Regions from separate parts of the Homo sapiens genome. Here region 2 is linked to region 1. The links are chromatin contacts, found by Hi-C or POLR2A ChIA-PET in ENCODE. All regions are on one chromosome and are shown on one strand. Each heading gives the region's core, a stretch centred on a gene start or an enhancer-like site at or near the end of the contact. The rest is flanking DNA. Distances are from core to core; before and after follow the strand shown. Region 1 overlaps STON2 (stonin 2). Region 2 has its middle 15 kb from the start of LINC02308.

The links. Hi-C counts contacts between places; a loop is a spot of excess contacts on that map. ChIA-PET counts read pairs that join two places held with the same protein, here RNA polymerase II (POLR2A). Pooled maps may share reads with other maps.
Region 2: a loop to region 1 is called in a map with no recorded cell type, with 5 times the contacts of the local background. The contact joins two enhancer-like sites. A Hi-C loop is called at or near these places in 1 of 168 maps with a recorded cell type or tissue (Caco-2), 18 of 37 single-sample maps with no recorded cell type and 8 of 50 pooled maps. POLR2A ChIA-PET finds 5 or more read pairs at or near these places in 2 of 52 experiments (H1 and naive thymus-derived CD4-positive, alpha-beta T cell).

Annotation. Positions count from the first base shown.
Region 1 is chr14:81,299,544-81,306,008 of GRCh38, reverse strand. All of the region lies in intron 5 of STON2 (stonin 2), which reads left to right. Among named protein-coding and RNA genes, the nearest start is that of GTF2A1-AS1, 82 kb to the right of the region's middle. RefSeq lists a cis regulatory region at 2,516-2,526 and an enhancer at 2,449-2,593. Within about 2 kb of position 2,633, at least 13 of the 41 ENCODE cell types and tissues checked have a DNase peak (open chromatin) inside an H3K27ac peak, as active enhancers do.
Region 2 is chr14:81,461,471-81,467,935 of GRCh38, reverse strand. No RefSeq gene overlaps it. Among named protein-coding and RNA genes, the nearest start is that of LINC02308, 15 kb to the right of the region's middle. Within about 2 kb of position 3,260, at least 12 of the 41 ENCODE cell types and tissues checked have a DNase peak (open chromatin) inside an H3K27ac peak, as active enhancers do.

The DNA of each region.
Region 1 (6,465 bases), core at 1,384-3,883:
AGCTAGATCAGCTCTTGGGTCGCTGGCAAGGAGTTATAGCTGGTTTTTGCTGAGTACCACTATCTTCATGAATGAGCAACAACCATTTTCAGATTCATTTTCATTTTCCAAAAGAACCAAATACCAGGCGAAAAGTTTTGCATTGATTTGGGTTAGCATGTGACTACATCAGGGTGAGGAACCTTAACTGACAATCCCACCAGTCAATCTCTAATAAGGTAAGTCCCTTAAAAATATATCTTAAACGAGACTTAAAAAGGACTAACCATAAAGGAAAAAATTGATAAATTAAACCACATGTAAATTAAGAATGTCTATTAAGCAAAAGCCACCATTAAGAAAGTTAAAGGCAAGCTGCAGCATAAGAGGAGGAGATATTTGCAATAAATACATAATAACAAAGAAATCAAATCCTGAATATATAAAAAAAACTTCTATAGATCAACAAGAAGACAGCAGACCACCCAATGGACAAAAGCCTTGAAAAGGTACTTCACAAAGGAGGCTATCCAAATGGCCAATAAACATATGAAAAGGTATACACCTTCAGTGTTCATCAGTGAAAGTTCAGTAAAATCCACAATATAACACACCACACACCCACCGTCATAGCTCAAATGAAAATAACAGGCAGTATCCAGTGTTGGTAAAAATGTAGAACAACCAGAACACATATACACAGTGGGTGGGAGTGTAAATTGGCATAGTCGCTTTGCATATCCAGTGAGAGAGCAGTTCTGCTCCTGAGTACCCAAGACAGAAGCAAGCATGTGTGCATCAAAGGCATGTGCAAGAATATTCATAGAAGCCTGGCTCTCAAATGTCCATCGACACTAACATGGATAAATTGTGTCACATTCACACAATTGAATACGATGCAGAAATGCAAACTAACACATCACATGTAATGAAATGAATGAATCTCATGAACATAAAGAGAACATACTATATGAATTCATTTATCTAAGTTCAAAAACAAGCACGTTACAGTATGGTGTTAGGAGTCAGAATAATTGTTACCCTGGGGGAAGAGGTAGTTAGTGATAGGAAGGGGGTACAAAGGGGTCTTCTGGGGATCTGTCTTTTGAGATAGTGAATTACCTACATGTCTTCACTTTGTAAAAAGCTATTGAACTTTAAACTTATGATTTATGTTATTTTCTGTGTATTTTATACTTTTTAAAAAGTTTGCCAAAAAAACAGAATAACAAGAAAGGCTAAAGTAACAATGCCTGGGTTTGAATCCTGATTCCATCCCTCCCTCCCTTCCTTCCTTTTTTCCTGTGACAGTCTCACTCTGTCACCCAGGCTGGAGTGCAGTGGCGCGATCTTGGCTCACTGCAACCCCCGCCTCCCAGGCTCAAGCAATTCTCATGCCTCAGCCTCCTGAGTAGCTGAGATTCATCACAGGCCTGTTTCATCACACCCAGCTAATTTTTGATATTTTTTGTGGAGACAGGGTTTCACCATGTTGGCCAGGCTGGTCTTGAACTCCTGACCTCAAGCAATCCACCTGCCTCGGCCTCCCAAAGTGCTAGGATTACAAGCATGAGCCACCATGCCCGGCCCTGATTCCATCTCTAACAGCGTGAGCTTGGGCAAGTTACTTAACTTTTTTGTGCTTTAGTTTTGTCATCTGTAAGAGGGAGATAAGAGCAGTACCTACCTCACAGGGTTGTTGAAAGGATCAAAGGAGATAATCCACGTAAAGTGCTTGAAACAGTGTCAGATACACAGTAACCAGAAAATAACTCTTAAGTAGATACACTTTACAGTGGCTCCTCCATAATAGGTGTGTGGGGGAATCTAAAAATGTACAAAACCCTGGTCTCAAGGAGGTTTTAATCATAATTAGAAAGATGAGATACGTAAAAGAACAACTATTTGACTCTACAAGAGAGTATTGGGAAATTCCAAATGAGCGATGCCGATAAGAAAATCAGAGGAATTTGGTGGAAGGAGTGATTACTGTAGTTTAGAGTGTTCTGGGCAAAACTCATGCCGTTGTTAAAAGTCAGGATAGTCATTATTCACGGTCGGGGAAGAGGTTGGTCAGGAGCACAAAGGCAATTGTTTCTTGATCTGGGTGCTGGTTACATGCATGTGCTCAACTGTGAAAATATATGGAGCTACGATATGTGCACTTTTCTGTATATGCGTTCTACTTCAAGGAGGTTAAAAGGGCATTGGTTTCGAAACCTGGTTGATATTTGACCATAGGCATGTTATGTAAGCTCTATGAGTTTCATTTTCCTCACATATAAACTGTAAATATACCTCCCCTTGGGTTGTCATAGGGTTAATGAAGGCAAAATCCAGTCCAGGATGGGACAGTAAAATATTTCATGTACCTGATCTGCTCACTGAGGAAGAGGGTGACAAACGGAAGCAGACCCTTCCTGTGTTAAGATTTGGAGCCTCTCTCTGGGGTTCATTGCTTTGTTGGAAGAATGACCTCATGTCATTATTGATGTTGTGAATGGAACCTGTTTCAGTGTGTCACTGTGGTGGCGCAATGACTCAGCCACTGGGGCAAAGGGCACTTCTGCCTGTCAGGGCCACTGCTTGACACTTGTCCCACACCACCACTGTTGGTTTCCTTTTTCTGTGCTTAGTCATAGCCACACCTGCAAGTGTGCACAATGCTTGATCCAGGTGTGCACTTAGTAAATATTTACTGAGTGCCTGCTGTGTGTCAGGCTCTGATGGAGCATATAATAATGACTAAAAGCAGAGTAAAAGTAAAACAACATAACACATTGAAGGCTTGCCCTTCAAATATTTTGGTCTACTAACAAGGTAGACATGTTTCTTCTGAAAGCTACTTTTCCCCGTCTCTTCCCTTCTTTCTCTCTGCTTATCCTCTGCTCACCCAATACACATTTTCTTATTCTCATTCTCATTTGTATTCATTATCTCTTTTACACACACACACACACACACACACACCCCCCACACATGTACACCCTCACTGAACTCCATTCCATATAATCAGTCTAACAGCCATTTAACAAAAGCAATCAACTCAGCAAATATTTTTCTACTTGTTCCTGCCCCTCCAAACTATAGATGGCAGTGCCTTACATTAATTATAGCAGAAACAATCATTAAGTGTTCATTCTGTGTACGGCACCATGTCAGGTACTTGCCCACATCATCTGTAATTCTCACAACATCCTGCAGGGCATCGTTATCCCATTTGATAGGTGAGGGACCTGAGGCTTACAGATCTTATATAATTTTCCCACTGTCCCCTACAGCCTGTTTGTGGCACAGCACAAGTCCGCTGTCTCTTGACATGCTGTATTCCTTGTGGAGACATTTGCAGTGTCCTCTCTGATGATTAAATGATGTAAACACCCTCTGTATCAGTTTGTCATGCAATCAACTTTATATGCAAAGCTGTGTATTAGCAGAAGTTGCCACTATGGATTCTGACACCATGGTCATTCTCTTACTTTAATGAGTGTAGTTTGACTAGAAATGTCAGTATAGAACCAGTCAGCCTTGCAAACACTTTCTGAGTTGTTGCATAAATGCTTTAACATTCAGAAGCACTAACCTGCTGCACCATCCGAAGGGATACTGAGCCTATTTCGTTATCTATATTAAAATCTTGGATCCAAGTGAGACTTTCCATCACTACAGGAAGAGCCTGTGTGTATTGAGAAAGTTCTGCCATTTTGGGCCTTCTTTATTAGACTGTCTCTCTTAGACTACTTTAACACTTATTGTTAGCCTCTGTTCCAGAAATTTGTAGACAGATAGGGGTATCTGATGCTGATTAAAGTGAGTATTGCTGTAAGCTGGGCACAGAGGGGCAGCTGATATGGTGCATGCTTACAAATGCTGTTCTAAATGGTTTTCCACAGACAGGCACAGTCCAGAGTGGCTACTACTCCCATTAGTCCTGATGTTTTTGTGTCCTCGCCTCCAGCCTTCTAATAAACCACTCTGATTGGGACAGCCAACTGCCCTCAGTGCACAGTGTCATGTTATGCATTGGGGCTTGAGTCATATTCAAGTGAGGAGGGAGGTCAAAGCTAGCAAATCACCATGGGCTTAAGATCTAGGCTTAAGCTGTTTAGCCTCAGAAACTTAATATTATTGTATTGAGAAGCAAGCATTTCTGGAGATTGACAAATCTACAATAGGAGATGTATATTGGGCAATATGACTAATAACAGTTATTTGTTCAAAAACTAAAAGCTACTAAAAATGGAGTTTCCTCTGCATGGGCTCAGTTCTTTACATGTATTTTTTCCAGTTCTCACAACAACCCTTCAAGTTTTTGAGTAATTATTCACATTTCACAAATGTGAATACTGAGCTGGCATCCCAACCAGATGTATTTACTTCCAAATCTTGAGCACGTTCCACTCTGTCTCAATGTCTTCAGACATTCTCTCTGCTAGTATATCACCCAACTGAAATGTCAGCTCCTTTGCCAGTTTGGCTTCAACTATCCCAGGCAGAATTACTGGTCATTTCCTCTTTTGGGTTCACACAGCACTTTTTATATACCCATAAGAACACTTTGTGTTGTATTGTAATTGCTTTTGCTGTATTGTGGTTGTTGGTTTATTTGCCTGTTGCCTCTGCTAGTCTCTGAACTTCTTAAAGGTAGTGACAAAGTCTTATTCCTTCTTTTACATTTAGCTTGTCATAGGACCTGGCAGTGTTGTGTAGTGTGGAAGGACTGAGTTTAAATCTTGTGTCTTTTTTGGCTGACATTATGTTTTTCGGACATGGTTTACTGCCTAGTAACAAATAGAGTATGTTCAATAAATATTGAATGAGAGAATATAATCTTAGATATTATTTTTTCTCTATTAATTATTTCTATTATTAAAGCTGAAGGATAAAAATATCTTCCTTATGGGGTTGGTGTGAGATTAAATGAATGAATCAAACCTGGAGAAATGATGGTGCAATAGTAACTTCTGAGATTCAGAGAATGGTTATGAGATTCGTCATGTTGTTGCATATATAAATGGTCATTTTATTTTTATTGCTATAGTGGTATTCTATGATATGAATATGATACTCTTTGCTTATTCATTCTCCTATTGATAGGCATTTGGGGTGTTTCCAGGTTTTCACTATTATTAATAAAGCTGCTGTGAACATTCTTGAACAAGTCTATTTGTAGACATATTTTTCATTTCTCTTGAGAACAAACATAGGAGTAGAATTGTTGGGTCATAAAGTAGGTGAATGTTTAAATTTATCATTTAAACCATTTTTAACTGCCAAACCATTTTTAAATGTGATTTTACCATTTTATACTCTCACCAATGACGCACGAGAGTCCTAGTTGCTCCACATCTTTGTTCACATTTGATATTATCATGGGAGTATTTAGGATCTCATTATAGCTTAATTTGTACTTGCCTGGTGTCTGATGATGCTGAGCACCTTTTCATGTGCTATCTAGCCATTTATATAGTTTCGTTGTGGCCTACTGAGGTGTTTGTATTTTTATTATTGATTTCTGGGAGTTATGTATTCTTTTATCAGTGGCTTGCCTTTTAACTTTTTTACTGATGTCTTGATAAATTGATGAAGTACAATTTATTTATATTTTTTCTTTTATGGTTAGCGCCTCTTGTGTCCTAAGAAATTTTTGCCTACCCTAAGGTCATGGAGATATTTTTCTATGTTTTCCTCTAGAAGCTTTATAGTTTTGGCTTTCTTGTAGATCTGTGATCCCTTTCAGATTAATTTTTAGACAGAGAGAGAGAAGGAAGGGTAAAGGTCTACTTTTTCTGTATGGATATCTAGTTGCTCCAGGATGTTTTATTGAGAACTTTTTTTCTTGAATTCCATGGCATCTTTGCCCAAACTCAAGTGACTTTACATGCGTGGGTCCACTTCTACACTCTTCATTTTGTTCCATTAACTTATTTATCTTTCCTATGAGATTGTCTTAATTACTGAAACTTTATAGTCAATCTTGAAATTTGGTAGTTTTGAGTCCTACAACATTTTTCTTCTTTGAGATTGTCTTGGTGATTGATAGGCTTTGATAGAAATTGACCAACTATCAAAAAAATTTTTTTAAGCCTGGGAGTTTTTATTGGAATCATATTGATTCTATAGATCAATTTAAAAAAAAAAAAAATTTTTTTTCCATCTTAACAATTTTGAGTTTTCAAATCCATGAACATGAAATCTCTCCATTTATTTAGGCCTTCTTTAACTTCTCTCAACAGTGAAGAGGCCTTACACATCTTTTATTAAGTTTACTTCTATGTAGTTGATATTTTTATGCTATAGTAAACAATATTTTTAGAGGTCTTATTTCCAGTTGACTTGTTACTAGTATTTTAATATATAATTGAGTTTTTAAAGAATGACTTTGTATCCTGAGGACTTGCTGTATTCAGTTTTACAATTATTTTTACTTTTGTTAAGAAGGTTGATAAAGGAAAAACTGAAAACAGCAACAGCCCAAAATGCTCA
Region 2 (6,465 bases), core at 2,011-4,510, 160 kb before region 1:
GCTCAGGGGCTTCTTAGGACTAGACTTAGAAATCTCAACCATTGGCCAGGTGTGGTGGGTCATGCCTGTAATCCCAGCACTTTGGGAGGCCGAGGCAGGCAGATCATGAGGTCAGGAGATCGAGACCATCCAGGCTAACATGGTGAAACCCCACCTCAACTAAAAATACAAAAAATTAGCCAGGCGTGGTGGTGGACACCTGTAGTCCCAGCTACTCGGGAGGATGAGGCAGGAGAATGGCATGAACCCAGGAGGCAGAGCTTGCAGTGAGCCCAGCTTGCACCACTGCACTCCAGCCTGGGCAACAGAGCAAGACTCTATCTCAAAAAACAACAACAACAACAACAACAACAACAACAACAAAAACACTCAACCATCATTCCACTGCATCCTATTGGTCCACAGGTCACTTGGGCCAGCCCAGATTCAAGGGTTGCTGGTTGGAGAAACAGGATCCACCTCCCAGTGGAGGAGTGACTTGGGCATCCAAGGAGGGAAGGAGTGGATGGTGGCCCTCTTCAGATGAGGCTGCCACAATCACAAATTCATTCTTCTCCATGGTATCAGCAAACTTTATAGTTAGTAAATAGTTACGGAAAACATCAGCGTTTGACTTGCTTCTAGATCACATCTCTGTGTATAACTTATGCTATCAATTGCTATCAAGTGTAATACAGGGTGACACAGTGAATCGGGTATCAGCACTACCTTCAAGGACTCCCTAAACAGTGGCCTTCAGGCGCTTGGCAAGACTAACGCTACTTCCCTGGTTGGAATTTGTAAGAGCTTCTCATTTAACTGCTACCAACTCAGTTTGTCTACAAATTTAGAATGAGACCTCCCACATCCATTTACCTGAAATAGCTGAGCTAATGGAGATTAATGGAACTAACGGGGGAGTGTGTGCGTGAGCAGTATTCATCATACCTATTTCAATTCTCCTCACTGCTGGGGCCTCAACACTATGCTGTGCCTTTTTTCCCTCCCTCTGCCCTCTGCCCAAGCTCACTCTCCTCCAAGTCTCTGCTCAGACTTGCCTGACTGCCCCCCCATTAAATCAAGACCATCTGTTATACATCCCCCGTGTTTTCCCTTTATAGCACTTATTGATTATGGTATTTAATTAATCTTCATATCCCTATTGTTAAATCTCAAAAGGACAGGCACCAGTCCATCTCACCCACCAGTGTGGTGTGTGCCCAGAGCTTGGCACAATGTCCAACACTTAGGACTGATTAATAGTTGAATTACAAATTAGCCAGACATGATGGTGCATACCTGTAATCCCAGCCACTAGGGAGACTGAGGCATGAGAATCGCTTGAAGCCGGGATGCGGAGGTTGCAGTGAGCCAAGATGATGCCGCTGCACTCCAGCCTGGGCGACGGCCACGGAGGGAGACTCCATCTATATATATATTTGTTTGTTTATTTATTTATTTATATTTATATAAAATGGAGTCTCACTCTGTCACCCAGGCTGGAGTGCAGCAGTGGGATCTCAGCTCACTGCAACCTCCACCTCCCAGGTTCAAGCGATTCTCCTACCTCAGCCTCTTGAGTGACTGGGATTACAGGCACCCACCACCATGCCCAGCTAATTTTTGTATTTTTAGTAGAGACGGGGTTTCTCCATGTTGGCCAGGCTGGTCTCAAACTCCTGACCTCAGGTGATCCGCCCACCTTGGCCTCCCAAAGTGCTGGGATTACAGGCATGAGCCACCACGGCTGGCTATATATATATATATATATATATATATATATTTGAATTTGAATGAGCAGATGGACTTTCCAGTAGAAATAACATTCTGAAAGATAGTGAAGACCCAGAGTCATCTCTTGTGAAAACCTGCCTAAATACAAATGTACTTGAACGACTTATGTGGCACTGTGTACTTAACTAGCTACTTCATGTAAGATTTCTCTGAACTAGTTACCCAATCAATTCTCCCTGTTCCCAAGAAAGCAGGAGAAATCCCTCCTAGAAAAACAGCTTCAAGGAGGGAAAAGAAAGTGAGTATGTCTGGCAGGTGCTTTCATGGCCCATGGGGGACCCAGGGATGACAACTTCTACCCCGCAGTGGGGTGGCGGTGCTCCAGAAATTGGGTCAGGAGGGCTCTACATTGAAGGCAATCCACTGAAGTGACAAAGCCCTTTGCCAACCAAAAAGCAGGAAACACTGAGTACTTAAGCCACCGCTGAAAAGAAACCAAGGCAGCCCCCGCCCTCCTTGATACAGTGTGGCAATTCCACTCAACACCGCCTGAATGCTTATTAAGGCGAAGGCCTTGTGCCAGGAAGGAGGGGCACTGTGACGGAGCTGGGGGCTAACTCTTCCACGAATGCTACCTGGAGATGCTGTTGGGCGTGAATATTCTTACACGGGGCATGGCCTTTCCACGCATGTCTTTCTTCCTCCAGTAGGTTGACACTGTCATGAGATCATAATGATGAGAAATTGCAAGAAATATAGTTGGAGGATTTGCTTAGATTTTCTTAAAAGTGTTACCGGCTGGGCAAGGTGGCTCATGCCTGTAATCCCAACACTTTGGGAGGCCAAGGCGGGTGAATCATGAGGTCAAGAGTTCAAGACCAGCCTGGCCAACATGGTGAAACCCCATCTCTACTAAAAATAAAAATAAAAATAAAAATAAAAATAAATAGCCGGGTGTAATGGCGTGCACCTGTAATCCCAGCTACTCGGGAGGCTGAGGCAGAGAACTGCTTGCAGGAGGCGGAGGTTGTGGTGAAACAAGATCGCGCCACTGCACTCCAGCCTGGGTGAGAGAGCGAGACTCTGTCTCAAAAAAAAAATAATAATAAATAAATGAAAGTGTTACCAAGTAGTGATACTCTGGCCAAAGTACGATTAAAAACTGAAAACCAAGACGTTTTAATATCTCTTTAAGGAAAGCGCTGCACCCCCTTCTTAGGATTTTATGGCTGGAGGAGATACACAGCTGTCATCATTCTGTCTTCCTCCCCCAAGCAGCCTCCACTTCTTTTGTTTCTGTAAAAAGGAAGTGCAGGGCAGAGAAGAACCGAATTCACAACTCAGGCAGTTTCCTTTTGCTCTGTTTAGCATTGCTTCTCTCAAAGATGCACAGTACATTGGATTGGATCATAGTATAGACGGTCCAAGCTCCTTTTTTGGGTTGAAACGCAACTTATGTCTCACTAATCTTTTTAAATCTGCGACTACCGGTTCCTCGGAAAAGTATGACTGCAGTTACCGTAATTTCCACTAGAGGGCACAAAAGGGCTACATCTGAGGCAAAGTTTAGGCGATAAAACTTTCTGGGTTTTTCGAAGTTTTTCAGACGTCTTTTCTGGGGTAGGCAAAATCTGAGGGACAGGTGCTCCCCAGATTTCCTGGAATAAAATCACTGTAACTACTAGAAACATCACAAAATGTTAAAAAGTACACTAGGCCAGCAGTGTGAGTTGTGACGTGTACACAGCTTTCTGGCTGATGTCGCTGAAGAATGAATGTGACGTTCCTCTGTAGGCAAGTGATGCACCCCCTGCCTCTAGAAATATTTTCGTCATCATCGTGACTAAATGATGGCTTCCATAAAGAGATGTCTTAGGCACTGGCACCTGTGTGTGTAGCCTTATTTGGAAAAAGTTAAAGATCACCAGCTGAGATATTCTAGATTATCAGTGTGGGCCCAAAATCCAGTGACAGGTGTCCTTATTTTTTAAATTTTATTATTTATTTATTTATTTATTTATTTATTTATTTATTTTGAGAGGGAGTCTCACTCTGTCGCCCAGGCTGGAGTGCGGTGGTGCGATCTCGGCTCACTGCAACCTCCACCTCCTGGGTTCAAGCAATTCTCTGCCTCAGCCTCTGGAGTAGCTGGGATTACAAGCACCTGCCACCACGCCAGTCTAATTTTTGTATTTTTTGTAGAGACAGGGTTTCACCATCTTGGCCAGGCTGGTCTTGAACTCCTGACCTCGTGATCCACCCGCCTCGGCCTCCCAAAATGCTGGGATTACAGGTGTGAGCCACCATGCCCGGCCAACAGGTGTCCTTATATGGGAAAGGTGGAGGGAGATTTGACACACAGAAAAGGAGAAGACACAGAGCAGAGGAAAATGCTTTGTGAAGATGGAGGCAGAGATCAGAGTTCAGCTGCCACAAGCCATGCCAGGAGCCACTAGGAGCCGGAAGAGGTCAGGAAGGGTTCCCTTTTAGGGCCTCCGGAGGTAGCACAGCCCTGCAGACACCTTAATTTTGACCTTCTGGACTCCAGAACTATGAGAGAATAAGTTTCTGTTGTTTTAAGCCACCAAGTTTGTGGTGTAATTGGTTACAATAAGCCTAGGAAACTAGCACAGTCATCCTATACCGTGAGTGGTCAATGGGAGCGATGTGACTCCAAGGAGGAGAGAATGGGCTCCCGGTAGGGTGTGAAAAAGTCCTAGATATTACAATGGTTTGTCATCCTCCAAGAGGTCCTATAAACAGCTTTATGTATAAACATAAACAGATAGACAGTATATTTGTGGTATTAAAGTTTTATACATAGTGGGGAGGAGAAGGACAATTAGGAGGGGAAAATGTCTAAAAGGGCTCCTTAGAAGAATTCTTTTTTAGGATCTCCCTCGTCTCCCTCTGCCTCGTCTCCCTCTCCCTCTCCCTCCCCCGTCTCCCTCTCCCTCCCCCGTCTCCCTCTCCCTCCCCCGTCTCCCTCTCCCTCCCCCGTCTCCCTCTCCCTCCCCCGTCTCCCTCTCCCTCTCCCATCTCCCTCTCCCTCTCCCTCTCCCTCGTCTCCCTCTCCCTGTCCCCGGTCTTCCTCTGATGCCACCAAAGTTGTGAAAGCGGAGGCTGGACTGTACTGCCGCCATCTCGGCTCACTGCAACCTCCCTGCCTGATTCTCCTGCCTCAGCCTGCAGAGTGCCTGGGATTGCAGGCGCGCGCCGCCACACCTGACTGGTTTTTGCATTTTTTGGTGGAGACGGGGTTTCGCCGTGTTGGCCGGGCTGGTCTCCAGCTCCTGACCGCGAGTGATCTGCCTGCCTCGGCCTCCCGAGGTGCCAGGATTGCAGACGGAGTCTCGCTCACTCGGTGCTCAATGTTGCCCCTGCTGCAGTGCAGTGGCGTGATCTCGGCTCGCTACAACCTCCACTTCCCAGCCGCCTGCCTTGGCCTCCCAAAGTGCCGAGACTGCAGCCTCTGCCCGGCCGCCACCCCGTCTGGGAAGTGAGGAGCGTCTCTGCCTGGCCGCCCATCGTCTGAGATGTGGGAAGCGCCTCTGCCCTGCCGCCCCCTCTGGGATGTGAGGAGCGCCTCTGCCCGGCCGCGACCCCGTCTGGGAACTGAGGAGTGTCTCTGCCCCACCGCCACCCCATCTGGGAGGTGAGGAGCGTCTCTGCCCGGCCGCCCCGTCTGGGAAGTGAGGAGCCCCTCCGCCCACCAGCCGCCCTGTCCGGGAGGGAGGTGGGGGGCGCCTCTGCCAGGCCGCCCCGTCTGGGAAGTGAGGAGCCCCTCTGCCCGGCCGCCACCCCGTCTGGGAGGTGTACCCAACAGCTCATTGAGAACGGGCCATGATGACGATGACAGTTTTGTCGAATAGAAAAGGGGGAAATGTGGGGAAAAGAAAGAGAGATCAGATTGTTACTGTGTCTGTGTAGAAAGAAGTAGACATGGGAGACTCCATTTTGTTCTGTACTAAGAAAAATTCTTCTGCCTAGGGATGCTGTTAATCTATAACCTTACCCCCAACCCGGTGCTCTCTGAAACATGTGCTGTGTCCACTCAGGGTTAAATGGATTAAGGGCGGTGCAAGATGTGCTTTGTTAAACAGATGCTTGAAGGCAGCATGCTCGTTAAGAGTCATCACCACTCCCTAATCTCAAGTACCCAGGGACACAAACACTGCCGAAGGCCGCAGGGTCCTCTGTCTAGGAAAACCAGAGACCCTTGTTCACATGTTTATCTGCTGACCTTCCCTCCACTATTGTCCTATGACCCTGCCAAATCCCCCTCTCCGAGAAACACCCAAGAATGATCAATAAATACTAAAAAAAATAAAAATTTAAAAAAAAAAAAAAATTCTTTTTTAAAAGTTGAGAGGCCAGGCGCGGTGGCTCACGCCTGTAATCCCAGCACTTTGGCAGGCCAAGACAGAGTGAGACTCCTTCTCAAAAAAAAAAAAAAAGTTAAGAAATGCAGTTCAAGGCGAGGAGCAGTGGCTCACGCCTATAATCCCAGCACTTTGGGAGGCCGAGGCGGGCAGATCACTTGAGGTCAGGGGTTTGAGGCCACTGCACCCAGCCTAAATAAATTTAAATAAATTTAAATAAATATTTGAAGAATATTAATTTGCAACTTTTCTCTTATTAGCCTACCCAGGGCACCGTGTTCAGCCCTAATCAGTTGTCTTATTTTCTAAGATATTCTTTCTTTCTTTCTTTGTTGGAAACATACATTTAAAAAGACAAAAGTTACCTAAT